Regions from separate parts of the Mus musculus genome. Here region 1 is linked to region 2. A link is a contact called in ENCODE POLR2A ChIA-PET data. All regions are on one chromosome and are shown on one strand. The core of a region is the stretch at or near the end of the contact, and the rest is flanking DNA. Distances in the headings are between cores, read along the strand shown.

Region 1 (6,114 bases), core at 2,675-5,174, 100 kb after region 2:
ATTATAGGCTGGGATGCCCGGCCCTCTATGTGAAACTTTCCAACCCAGGGGCTGGGCTTCCTCTCGCCCATCCGAGTGTGTGTGTGTGTGTGTGTCTCCCTCTCCCCTCTGTCTCTCTGTCTCTCTTTCTCTCTGTGTGTGCTTGAGTTCTCTTCCTCTTCCCCTTCCCTTTTGTCTCCCCCAAGAGCTACCCCCACAAACCTGCTTTCATACTTTAATTTGGCTTAAATTGGCTCATTTCGTTGGCAGAGAGTAACCTATCACATGACATTTCCATACATGAATATTTACCCTGTTTTTCCTTTTCCTATTCATCCCCTGTTCTCTTTTCCCTCCCACGTCACTAATAATAATTCTCCATTTACTTTCATGTCCTTTTAAAAAGCCGTTCCGGAGTCCACATGTGAGAGAAAACATGTGATGTCTGTCTTTGTGACCACGGTGACCTCTGGTTCCGTTTGTTTTCATGCATGCTACATCTCTCTGGATGTGTGGTGTTTGTCTATGTGTGTGAGGTTAGAGAAGGAAGTTAGGTGGCCAGCTTTATCATCTTCCACCTTGGTCCCTTGAGACTGGACTTGGAGCTAGGCTGATGGCCAGCAAGTCCCAGTGATCCCCTTGTCTCAGTTCTGAGATGCTTGTGGAGCTACACCTGATTTTTAAAAAAATGTAATTTTATTTATTTTGTTTTTGTATTTTGGAATATTTATTTATTATTTGCTTATGTATTTAAATTACTTTTATTCTTTTACAATCCTCCCATTCCCTTCCTGTTCTCACCCCCACAGTTGCTCATCCCGTTCCTCCTCCCATCTCCAAAAGGATGTCCCCACCACCACCATAATTTTATTTTTTGCTTATTCACTTTACATCCTGCTCGCTGGTCACCCCTGTCCACATAGTCCTTGCCCTTCCCCCTCCCCTTCTCCTCTGAGTGGTGGAGGCCCCCCCACCATATCCTGCCACCCACACACCTGATTTTTTTTTTTTTTTTTTATGTGGGTGCTTGGATCAGAACTCAGGTCCTTATGTTTGTGCAAGTGCTCTTACCTACTGAGTGATCTTTCCAACCCTTAGGATACATAATTTTAAGAATATATGCGTGTATATGTGCGTGTATATTTTGCCTGCATGTATATATGTGTAATATATATATATATATATATATATATATATATATATATATGTGTGTGTGTGTCTGATATATGCCCAAGAAGGCAAGAAAATGGCATCATATCCACTGGAATTGGAGTTACAGAGGTCATAGGCCACCATGTGTATGCTGGGAATTGAAGTCAGGCACTCTGTAAGAGCAAGTGCTCTAAACAACTGAGCCATCTATCTCCCCAGCCCTTTCTCCTCCTCTTCCCCCTCTTCCTCCTTCCCCTCTTCCTCCTCCTTTTCTTTTTCTTCCTCCTCCTTTTTCTTTTCTTCCTCTTCCTCTTTCTCCTTTCTCCTCTTCTGCCTCCTCTTCCTCCTCTTTCTTTTCTTTTTCCTCCTCTTCGTTCTCCTTTTCCTCTTCTTCTTCTTCCTCTTTCCCTTCCTCTTCTTCCTCTTTTTTCTTTTTCCTCTTCTTCCTTCTCCTTTTCCTCTTCTTCTTCCTCCTCTTTCTCTTCTTCCTCCTCCTCTTCCTCCTCTTTCATTTCTTTTTCCTCCTCTTCCTTCTCCTTTTCCTTTTCTTCTTCCTTTTCTTTCTCTTCCTCTTCCTCCTCCTCCTTTTTGAGACAGGGTCCCAGCATATGGCCCAAGCTGGCCTGTAAGTCATGATTGCTCTACTTCAGCCTGAGTATGGAAATAATAAACATGTGCTATCACGCCAAGGTTCTTCATTTATCTGGTACTGATTTATTATTCGATTATTTACTCATATTTGGAGACAAGGACTAATTCCTTAGACTGGCCTCAAACTCCTTAGGTAGCCAAGGATGATCTTGAATTCATGAGACTTATGCCTCTACCTCATGAGTTCTGGAATAATAAGCACATACCACAACCATGCCTGGTTCATGAGGTGCTAAGAATACAAGCCCAGGCTGTCTGCATATTAAGCAAGCACTTTACCAACTGAACTACGTCCTCAGCTCAGGTTTATTCTTGTTTTTTTTGAGATGGGGTCTCGAGTCGTAGCTCATTCTGGCCTTGAACTTTGAATGACCAAGGGATCCTCCCGTTTCAGTCTCCCAAATGCTATACTTATAGGTGTATACCACTGATTTTGTTTTGGTTGGATTGAGACAAGGTGTTGTTGTGTAGCCCAGGATGGCCTGTAACCTTCAGCCATCCTGCCTTCACCTCCATAGTGCTGGGAAGGACAGGCCTCACCATCATGCCTAGACTTCTTTGTAGCCTGGGAACTGAGCCTGAGTTCGTGACACATGCTCTACCATAGATCTGCATGCATTTCCATTCGCCATTTTGAACTATAGTCTCACTAGCACTGGGTATACAGCTTAGCTGGTAGAGTGCTTGCCTAGTAGGCACAAAATCCTGGGTCTGGTGCCAGAACTGCATAAACTAGATGCACTTGTGCACACCGGTGGTGCCAGCACTTGTGGAGGCAAAATGACCTGCAGTTCAGGGTTATCCTCAGCTACATATGGAATTCCAGGCCAGCCTGGGCTACATGAGACCCTGATTCCAAAGAGATAGGTGTGTGTGTGTGTGGTGTCTCACTAAACTGTCCAGAGTGGCTTTGAATTTTTGATTTTCTTGTGCCAGGTGTGGTGTCATGGACTTTTAGTGTCTGGAGGCTGAGGCAGGCAGATCTCTGAGTTTGAGGCCAGCCTGGTCTACAGATAGAGTTCCAGGGCAGCCGGGTCTACACAGAGAAACCCTATCGAGAGAGAGAGAGAGAGAGAGAGAGAGAGAGAGAGAGAGAGAGAGAGAGAATATGAAAGTGCTGGGATTACATATGTGTGCCACCAGCTGGCCTTTGTTTTAATTGTTTCTTTATATACAGTCCCTTCCCTTCAGATTCAGTAAGCAACTCAAGGCAGAAGGAGCTGCGGAGAAAAGGACAAAGTTCAGGTTAGGAGTGTAAGGCCGGTCGGTCCTATCTGAGCTTTTTACAACAGTTCCTTCTGTGAACCACCAGCGGCACACGGGAGAAAGGTATTTCTAACTCTCGCCTTTACCTGGTTTTGCCATCTCTGATGAAAAGAGGAATAAGATACGGAAGTCCATGCTATTGCCTCGCCGGCCTTAGTGTCCTTTCTCACATCTCCATTAACCACTGGCTAATCCAGGAGCAAGGGAGCTCTAAGGCTTTGTTAATCTTTTCCCAGGAGGGCCCAGGCTCTGACGTGTTATGATTGACGCATGGAAACGGGGTTCTAGACAAGGGCTTCCTCAAAGGGTTTTCTCAGCTCAGGAGTTCTAGAAAATGGAGAAGCTGGGGCCATAAAACCCTAGTCCAGAATGTTGGGAGACTTCTAGGATGGGAAGCTAGGGGCTTTCTGGAAGTGTTTATTCTGACTTCACCCAGTGCCACTCAACCCACACCTTCTGCGGGTGGCTCGGGAATGGGGCGGGGGGCAGGGCCTTGAACAAGGACGGAGAGGGAGCTGCGTGGTGGGTACTCGGTGGGTTGAGGTCTGCAGATGACCGTTTTGATACTTTGGCTCAGTTCTGTCTTTGGGCAACTCTGAGCCGCCGTGCGTCCTCTGGACTCTGACTCGCCTACTCCTGAACCAGAGAGAACCAGACGGCGCCTGGGTTGCAGAGGGCTCCGGGAACCCTGAGGTCCGGCTCCTGGCTCGAGCCTTCCAGGCAGCGGCCACGTGGCCTTGTCCTGGCGGGGGGCTCACCTCCCCCTGCTAGCCTGGTGACTCAGGCCGCAGCTGTTCCCGTGTCACATGAGAGAGAGAGGGAGGGAGGGAAGAAGGCGGCCACCCTGCGGGGGAGGGGGGCGGCCGGAGCCGGGGCGGGGCCGTGCAGCAGGCGGGGCGCGGGCAGGGGGCACGGGAGACGGCGGCTGAGCCGCGGCAGGAGAGTACTGAGAAGCGTCGGGGAGCGCAGGTGAGCCGGGCCCGGGGACCCGGGGGACGTCCGTGGGGGCAACTTTGCCTCGAAGTTCGCGGGGCGCCATCCGCGCCGCACCCGAGGGGAGGCTCGCGCCCAGGGGCTGGCGAGGGTCTCGGGTCGCGGCCTGTCGGGATCGGGGATCGGGAATCGGCGCTGTGCAGCGGCGGGCGGAGATCTACCTGGAGTCCGGCCGCGCCCTCCGTGCGTCCCGGGATCCCGAGATCCCGAGGCCCCGCTGCGTGGCGCGCCCCAGTCCGGCCGGCGAGCGGGGAGGGCTGGGAGACGTGGGTCTGACCGCGGGTTTCTGGGTGGGAGGGCAGCGATGGGGGCCGCGCAGGGAAGGCTGCGAAGGCCGGCGGGGAGCTGCGGATGTGGCGGCCCCTCGGCCTGCTCTACCTGCTCTAATCCTTGGTGTTCTCCGCGGCCCCAGGCCCAACAGCCATGGCGGTGGAAGGAGGAATGAAGTGTGTCAAGTTTTTGCTCTACGTTCTCCTGCTGGCCTTCTGCGTGAGTAGTGCGGGGAGAGCGACGGGGCGCCCGGGCGGGGTGCGGGGGGGGGAGTCTTGGAGCGGGAGCCGTGAAGGGTGAGGGACCCAGAGATGAAGGCAGCTGGAGGCCAGATGTGGAAGGAAAGCCCAGGGAAAAGGGCCAAAGGCAGAACGTGTCCGCGCTACCTCCCTTCCCCATCCCCCACGCGCAGCTTTCCGGGACCTCTGAGTAAAGTTTGGACCGAGAATTGCCATCCTAGACGGGGAGCACCCCCAACCAACCCCCTCCTGGCCCTTCCTGTCTGGTGACCCAACCATTCGTGGTACGGGGTGGTGGGGCAACCTGCCAACGGTCTGATGGTATCGCCAAGGGGCTGTCTCCACTCCTCACACCGTTGATTCCTCTCCATTCTCTTAGCCCTCTCATTTACTTGGGGGTAGGAAAGGCTCTGCCCTCCTTCATTTGCTCCTCCCTGTGTGTTCTGAAAGGGGCCACTCTTTTTTTGTTTGTTTGTTTTTCGAGACAGGGTTTCTCTGTATAGCCCTGGCTGTCCTGGACCTCATTTTGTAGACCAGGCTGACCTCGAACTCAGAAATCCGCCTGCCTCTGCCTCCCGAGTGCTGGGATTAAAGGCGTGCGCCACCACGCCCGGCCCGAAAGGGGCCACTCTTACCCCCTCCTCCGCCCTAGCCTAGCTGGCCCTAGGACCTGAGTCACTGGAGTGAGGGGGTAGTTCTGGGAGAGACTCTAGCTGGGAGTCCATAGAAAGTAACCCATATCCTGTGCCGAAGCGCTGTTTAAAGGCAGCATGACACCTCCCGATTCCCTTCTCCTTGTGTGCCTTAAACAACTTCCCAGCCTTCATTGTGGGGCAAGGATGGGCAGACCTTGTCTACAGCCAGTGTTTCCTGGAGGTGTAGGATCTATCTTCTGGGTGGGGGTCGGGTGCGAGGGCTACTGGACTGAGGATCTGACCTAACTCTCGCCTTTTTCCTCAGGCCTGTGCAGTGGGATTGATCGCCATTGGTGTAGCGGTTCAGGTTGTCTTGAAGCAGGCCATTACCCATGAGACTACTGCTGGCTCGCTGTTGCCTGTGGTCATCATTGCAGTGGGTGCCTTCCTCTTCCTGGTGGCCTTTGTGGGCTGCTGTGGGGCCTGCAAGGAGAACTACTGTCTCATGATTACAGTGAGTGGGGTGTGGGAGCTCTTGGGGGCTACCGGAAGCCTTTTCTGTGGTGAAGGTGGGTGGATGGAGAACACCAGGAAAGTCTCAGTAATTGACCGGGTCAGAGCAAGCCCTTTAAATCCAGACTTCAAACCCAACTCCTGTCCTCCCACAGTTTGCCATCTTCCTGTCTCTTATCATGCTTGTGGAGGTGGCTGTGGCCATTGCTGGCTATGTGTTTAGAGACCAGGTAAGCAGGGAATGGGGGGGGGGGGACCCATCTCAGGTTGCTCTGGGAATCTGGGGCCGGAAGTCTGTTCTCTACAGCACCCACTTCTCTGCTCTTAGGTGAAGTCAGAGTTTAATAAAAGCTTCCAGCAGCAGATGCAGAATTACCTTAAAGACAACAAAACAGCCACTATTTTGGACAAATTGC
Region 2 (5,743 bases), core at 2,050-4,549:
CGGCTGGTAGATGGGTTCAGTACCCAATAAGGTTCCAACACCCAGGGTCAGACCTAGCAGGAGACCGGTCAGAAAGAGCCCGACACTGCGGACCAGCATGGTGACCAGGCCGCAGAGGAGTCCGATGCCCAGTGCTATGCCTGCGCTCACCTCCAGGCTCAGCTGTGTCTCTAGCACCCGCTCTTTATGGCACAGGAGGAAGATCACCAGGGCTCCTGACAGCAGACCCGAGAGAAACATCACTGCCTTGAAGCAGCGGTAGCCTGGGGAGGGAGGCAGGAGGCATTGAGATACAGAAAGGGGGTCCTACGTATTGGGAGAGGAACAGCTAACCAGGGAGCAGAAGCCAGGTACAGCACACCGTGGCAACCTCAAGGAAAGGGGAAAGAGAAGTGTAAGCCCAGTGATAGAAGGAGGGAACTCAGAAATTCCGAGGGGATAGGTAGAGAAACCAGGAGGCAGAGTGGATGCACTGTGGGAAAAAAGCAGGACAGCATCTAGGTCCTCTAGGTACATGGGAAATCACCACAGACTGATTCAGATTCTGGGGAGAGTTGAAATCTCCGGTGGGAGGGATAAACTAGGAATGGAATTCTGAGGTAGGAGACAGAGGAAAAGCCCATAACGGAGGCAGAGGTGAGAGCCAGAGGGTACGGTACGGGCAAACAGAATAATGGGAAGCTGGGAGAGGCAGGATGGAAAATTCTGAAGGTAGGCATCTCCTAACAGAGGAGGTGAAGTGGCCTGGGAGCGAGGAAGACATTTGGCATCATTCTTGAGGGTAGCAGTGTTGGGAAGCTGCCCCTGCCCCCCACCCCATCCCCAGGCCCTGCCCTTTCTCACCAAAGCAGCAGTAGATGATTCCGAAGCAGCAGCAAAGGGCACACACAAGGGCAGGGGCCAAGTCGAGGCTGTCCTGGGGTTCCAAGACACATCTCGGGGCTGGGGGCTCTGGGAGTTGTTGGTTAAAGGGCCTTGGGTGAGATGTTATAGTCAGAGGCAATGAGGCTTTTTCCATGGTAGAAGAGAAGGTGGTCACAGAATGGAAGGTTAGAGAAATCTCCTTTCATCCATCCATAGCTAACTGGCAGGGGCTGGTAAACCTGGAAGAGAATAGAAAGCAGAAACCACAAATCTTGGGGATTCTGTACTTCCATTTCTTTTGAAAAAATGACTTGTTCCAACTAAAAAGCAATTCCTCTCATCTGCAGTTGGAATTCAATACTAAGCCCGGTTGAACCAGACCGAGTAGGGTTAATAACGTGGGAGAGGAAGGAAGAGGAGAGGATGAGTCACCTTAGGGTCTCAGAACAACTGCTTACCACCCTGAAGGGCTGAGGAGAGCAAAGGGGTGGGATTGCTTCCTTAGACCTCCAGCTTCATCCAGCTCCCAGAGGTCCTAGGCACGGGGGTGGCCATCGGCTCCCCAGGCCTGGAGTTGCTCTCTAAACTCCTGAAAGTCGGAGCCCAAAACCTGTAAGCTAAATGCAACCCCCAAGGAAGAAAGGGAACAGACATTTAAAAGTTTCAAATAAGGACTTAAAGAGTCACCCAGTCAGCCTCTGTCCGGATTTTGAAGTCTTGGCTTCATGCCGAGATGGAGTGGTTGGGGAAAGCCGAATACAGCCAGTCCAAATCCCATCGCCCTACATGGAGTAAGCAGGCGCCTTGCCCACAGATAATCTCCTCACATCTTGGTATCCACTTGCTACTAGCCTCAGACTCACACGGGAATTGTTCCACCCACCCTCTCATCCAGGCACGCCTGGGCTGCCAATGGGATTTGATGCTGATCCTGAAGGATCACTGACGATGAGAGGTTGGCATTGCGGGAGTAGGGTGGTGCGGATGCACTTTCCTTCTGCCGTCTTTAGGGTACTGAGGCTGAAGGACTGGAGACCTCCCGGGGCTCTTCTCAATCGCTTAAGAGTTTGGGACGCAAAACAAGGAGAGACCAGGAAGGGTGTTAACTACTCACCACCCTGCAGGGCTGAGGAGAGCAAAGGGGTGGAATTGCTTTCCTAGACCTCCAGCTTCATTCCAGCCCAGAGGTCCTAGGCACACGGGTGGCTGTTGGCCGCAGGCACCCCCTTGGGCTACTGTGCTCTGTTGCTCCCTAAACTCAGGCAAGTCGGAGCCCAAACCCAGGGAGCTAAATGCAATTAGCTTGGGGGCGGGGGTGTGTGTGGGGGAAGGAGACAGGGAGTGTGTATGGGGTGGGGGGGGGGGAGGATGACATCACGGGGCGGGCCCCCTCAATCTTTACCTCTGTCTGTGGGGGAACCCAGGCTACCCACTTCTCTAATCTAGGAGGAGGGACGCCCCCTAACCATAGCAATGAAGAGTTTTGTGACGCCCATCAAGACTAAGACGGAAGGTCTCTGAATGCTAAGGAGATTAATTACCAACTTAACGTTTTCAAAGCCCAAATAGGGTCCCAAAGCACCCGCTGGTCCAACTTGGTTTCTTCCACTTCCCAGAGAATTGGAGTATTGTCTTCTGGGGAACCGGGTGGTCGGGAGCCGGAGAAGGGTTTTTAACTAGTGCTGGGTGGGGGTGTTCATGGGTGGAAAAAAAAACTTGTGGAGCAAGACGGGCCTGGCAGGGACACTGGCAGAACTGTAAGGCTTTAAAGGAGTGCAGACGAGAGGTTCCATCAGGGTCTGCGTAGGGGTTGGGGAGCGTGCTGGCTTCGACCCAAAGCTTACTATGTAAATGAGATGCAAAGCAGCACGCAGATGAGTGCGGGGTTCTGTTACGCTGGACTAGGTTCTGAGCTCCGTGGAACCAGGTACCCCTAGCCGCATTCCCTGGCCCGGCCCTTACGCCGCGTTCACAGGGGGCGGATCGGCGGCGTGGAAGCTCGCCAGTTGGGTCCAGGAGAAGTGTCGCGTCTCTTTAGGGGGCTAGCTAGTCCGGGACACACACTTCTCCGCAACCTCTTGGCTGGACAGCCGACAGGGAAGGGTCTGGGCGAGCAGGGTCGCTGGCTCCTCTGCGTGCCCTGGGTGTCTGTCTGCACGCCAAAGACGGTGTGTGCTTCGGCAGCCGCCCTTCATCTCCGTTTCAGCAGCGACGACGAGGAGTACAGTTCGCAGGCTTCAGCTCGCTTACGGCGGGACCTGCGTGGAGGCGGAGGGCCCTTTAAGGGGTGGGGCCGGATGCTCTAGCACCGCCTCCTCGATTGACTCCGCGCCCGCCGCGCAAGTGAGAGCCTCGGCTAAGCGCTTTTCTCTTCCCTTCGCGACCTTTTCCCCCCCCCCGGTGACCCCGGAAGTGGAAGTAAGCGGCCGTGGCGGGGACGGAAGGCGGAAGCGGAGCGTGAGCGGGAGGCGGAGCCGGGGGAGCTGCTCCTGTAGCTCCCCCTGGCAGCTCCCCCTGGCCTCAGGCGCAGCTGCTTGAGGAGGGAGGAGTTACCGCTGCTGCTCGGTACGTCGCCTTCGCCCCTGGTACCCCGTCGGTGGGTTCTCGGGTAATCTTTTGCAGGGGCACCTCGAAGCTCCGCCCTCAGCTTTTCCTCTAGCCCTGCACGGTCCCCACCCTTTTCTGACAGATTGCGGCCTCCCTCTTTCAGGCAGTCTTTTTTTTTTTTCCTAAGAGTTACCCCCCCACCCCCCCGCCGCCCCGACCACACCCTTTGCGGCACCCCCCCTCCCCCCCATTTCTCAGATTGAAGATTGTTAGCTTCTTGGAGGAAGAAGAAAAAAAAATTAAGATTTCGGGAGTAAGGGGGTTTCTGAGGTCCGGGTTGGTGCAAGCAGGTTTGTGGTCTGCCTAACTCACGTTTATTGTTAGGGATAGCGAATTTGAGCTAACACTGCCTGGGGAGTGGGTACATTGAATATGTCATTTTGAGATTGTTTAACTCTTGGTTCTATCCTTGACCATTCCCAACTTGATATCTTTGTTACAGGCAATGATGGCAGTGACCTAAAATCCTCAGGAAGCCCGGGGTCATGGCCCAGAAGCACCCGGGAGAAAGAAGGTTGTGTGGAGCCCACCGCAGTGGTGGTACCTCCCTCAGTACATCAGGATCCTCTGTGGACCCCGAAATACTTTCATTCTCAGGACTCAGGGACTCAGCAGAGACTGCTCCTAATGGTACACGATGCCTCAAAGAGCACTCCGGCCCTAAGTACACACAGCCTCCAAATCCAGCCCACTGGTCAGATCCAAGCCATGGTCCTCCAAGGGGTCCAGGACCACCTAGAGGAGGAGGCTACCCTGATGAGAGCGAGACAGGTTCAGAAGAGTCAGGAGTGGACCAGGAACTCTCAAGAGAGAATGAGACTGGGTACCAGGAGGATGGGAGTCCTTCTTTTCTTTCCATTCCATCTGCTTGTAACTGCCAGGGAAGCCCTGGAGTCCCCGAAGGAACTTACTCCGAGGAAGGAGATGGCTCTTCTAGCAGCCTTTGCCACCATTGCACCTCTCCAGCCTTGGGGGAAGATGAAGAGTTGGAAGAAGAATATGATGATGAGGAACCTCTTAAATTTCCCAGTGATTTTTCACGTGTGTCCAGTGGAAAGAAACCCTTGTCCCGGAGGCAGAAGCACCGTTTTCTGATCAAGGAGGATGTTCGGGATAGTGGACGCAGAGAACCCAAGGCCCCAGGTCGTCATCGGCTGGCCCGAAAAAGAAGTCAGACAGATAAGCGCAGAGGCCTGGGACTGTGGGGAGTAGAGGAACTATGTCAGCTTGGACAAGCAGGCTTCTGGTGGCTGATTGAACTTCTGGTATTGGTGGGAGAGTATGTGGAAACCTGTGGCCATCTCATTTACGCATGCAGGAAGCTGAAAGGCAGTGACCTGGACCTTTTTCGAGTCTGGGTGGGGGTCTGGGCCAGGAGACTGGGGGGCTGGGCCCGCATGATGTTCCAGTTTCTAAGCCAGAGCTTCTTCTGTGTGGTGGGGCTGCTCATCCGTATTCTTAGGGTAGTGGGTGCTTTCCTACTCCTGGCTCTCGCCCTCTTTTTGGGATGTCTACAATTGGGCTGGAGGTTTTCGGTGGGACTGGGCAACCGGTTAGGCTGGAGGGATAAGACCGCTTGGCTGTTCTCTTGGCTGGGTTCTCCAGCCTTGCATCATTGCTTGACTCTGCTGAAAGATAGCAGGCCATGGCAGCAGCTGGTAAGGTTAATACAGTGGGGCTGGCAGGAGCTGCCCTGGGTCAAACAGAGGACTAAGAAACAGGGCAATGCACCTGTAGCTAGCGGGCGATACTGCCAGCCTGAAGAGGAAGTGACCCGACTCTTGACCATGGCTGGGGTTCCTGAAGATGAACTAAACCCTTTTCATGTGCTGGGGGTTGAAGCTACAGCATCCGACACTGAACTAAAGAAGGCCTATAGGCAGCTAGCAGTAATGGTGAGTATCCTTTGCTGCTTCCTGTTGCTCTTTCCCCATATTTTCTGTTCCAGTTTTTAGGGAGTGTAGAGTCAAGGGAAGGTGAAGGATTTCCTTTCTTTGTTTTGTTTTTGAGTTAGGGTTTCACCTTGTAGACAGACTAACCTGGAACTCATGATTTCTCCTGGCTCCATCTGTGAGTGCTGTGACTTACAGGTTTTGCCACTATACCTAGCTAAGGGTAGCATTCTTGGGAAAGAGTTATAAAGGCGTTTCTCTGACTAGGAATTTGACTTTTCTCCATCTTAAGTCTTTTGTCGTAAGGTCTTTTTTGGGGGGAGGGGGTGTAATATAAAAGGAAGGGTTGGACTTACTCTGCAGCAGCTAAGTGCAGCTCC

What was found. ChIA-PET counts read pairs that join two places held with the same protein, here RNA polymerase II (POLR2A).
Region 1: POLR2A ChIA-PET joins it to region 2 with 40 read pairs in Patski. The contact joins the promoter of Cd63 here to the promoter of Dnajc14 in region 2. POLR2A ChIA-PET finds 5 or more read pairs at or near these places in 3 of 5 experiments (Patski and embryonic stem cell).

What each region holds. Positions count from the first base shown.
Region 1 is chr10:128,905,942-128,912,055 of GRCm38, forward strand. It overlaps Cd63 (CD63 antigen), which reads left to right and starts at 3,925. Exons shown (of 8, transcript NM_007653.3): 1 at 3,925-4,017; 2 at 4,454-4,530; 3 at 5,511-5,699; 4 at 5,854-5,928; 5 at 6,027-6,114. The coding sequence starts at 4,465.
Region 2 is chr10:128,802,255-128,807,997 of GRCm38, forward strand. Dnajc14 (DnaJ heat shock protein family (Hsp40) member C14) reads left to right here and starts at 3,300. Exons shown (of 7, transcript NM_001359825.1): 1 at 3,300-3,429; 2 at 3,914-5,366. The coding sequence starts at 3,957. It overlaps Tmem198b (transmembrane protein 198b), which reads right to left and starts at 2,193. Exons shown (of 5, transcript NM_178066.3): 1 at 1,979-2,193; 2 at 844-1,103; 3 at 1-263. The coding sequence starts at 1,018.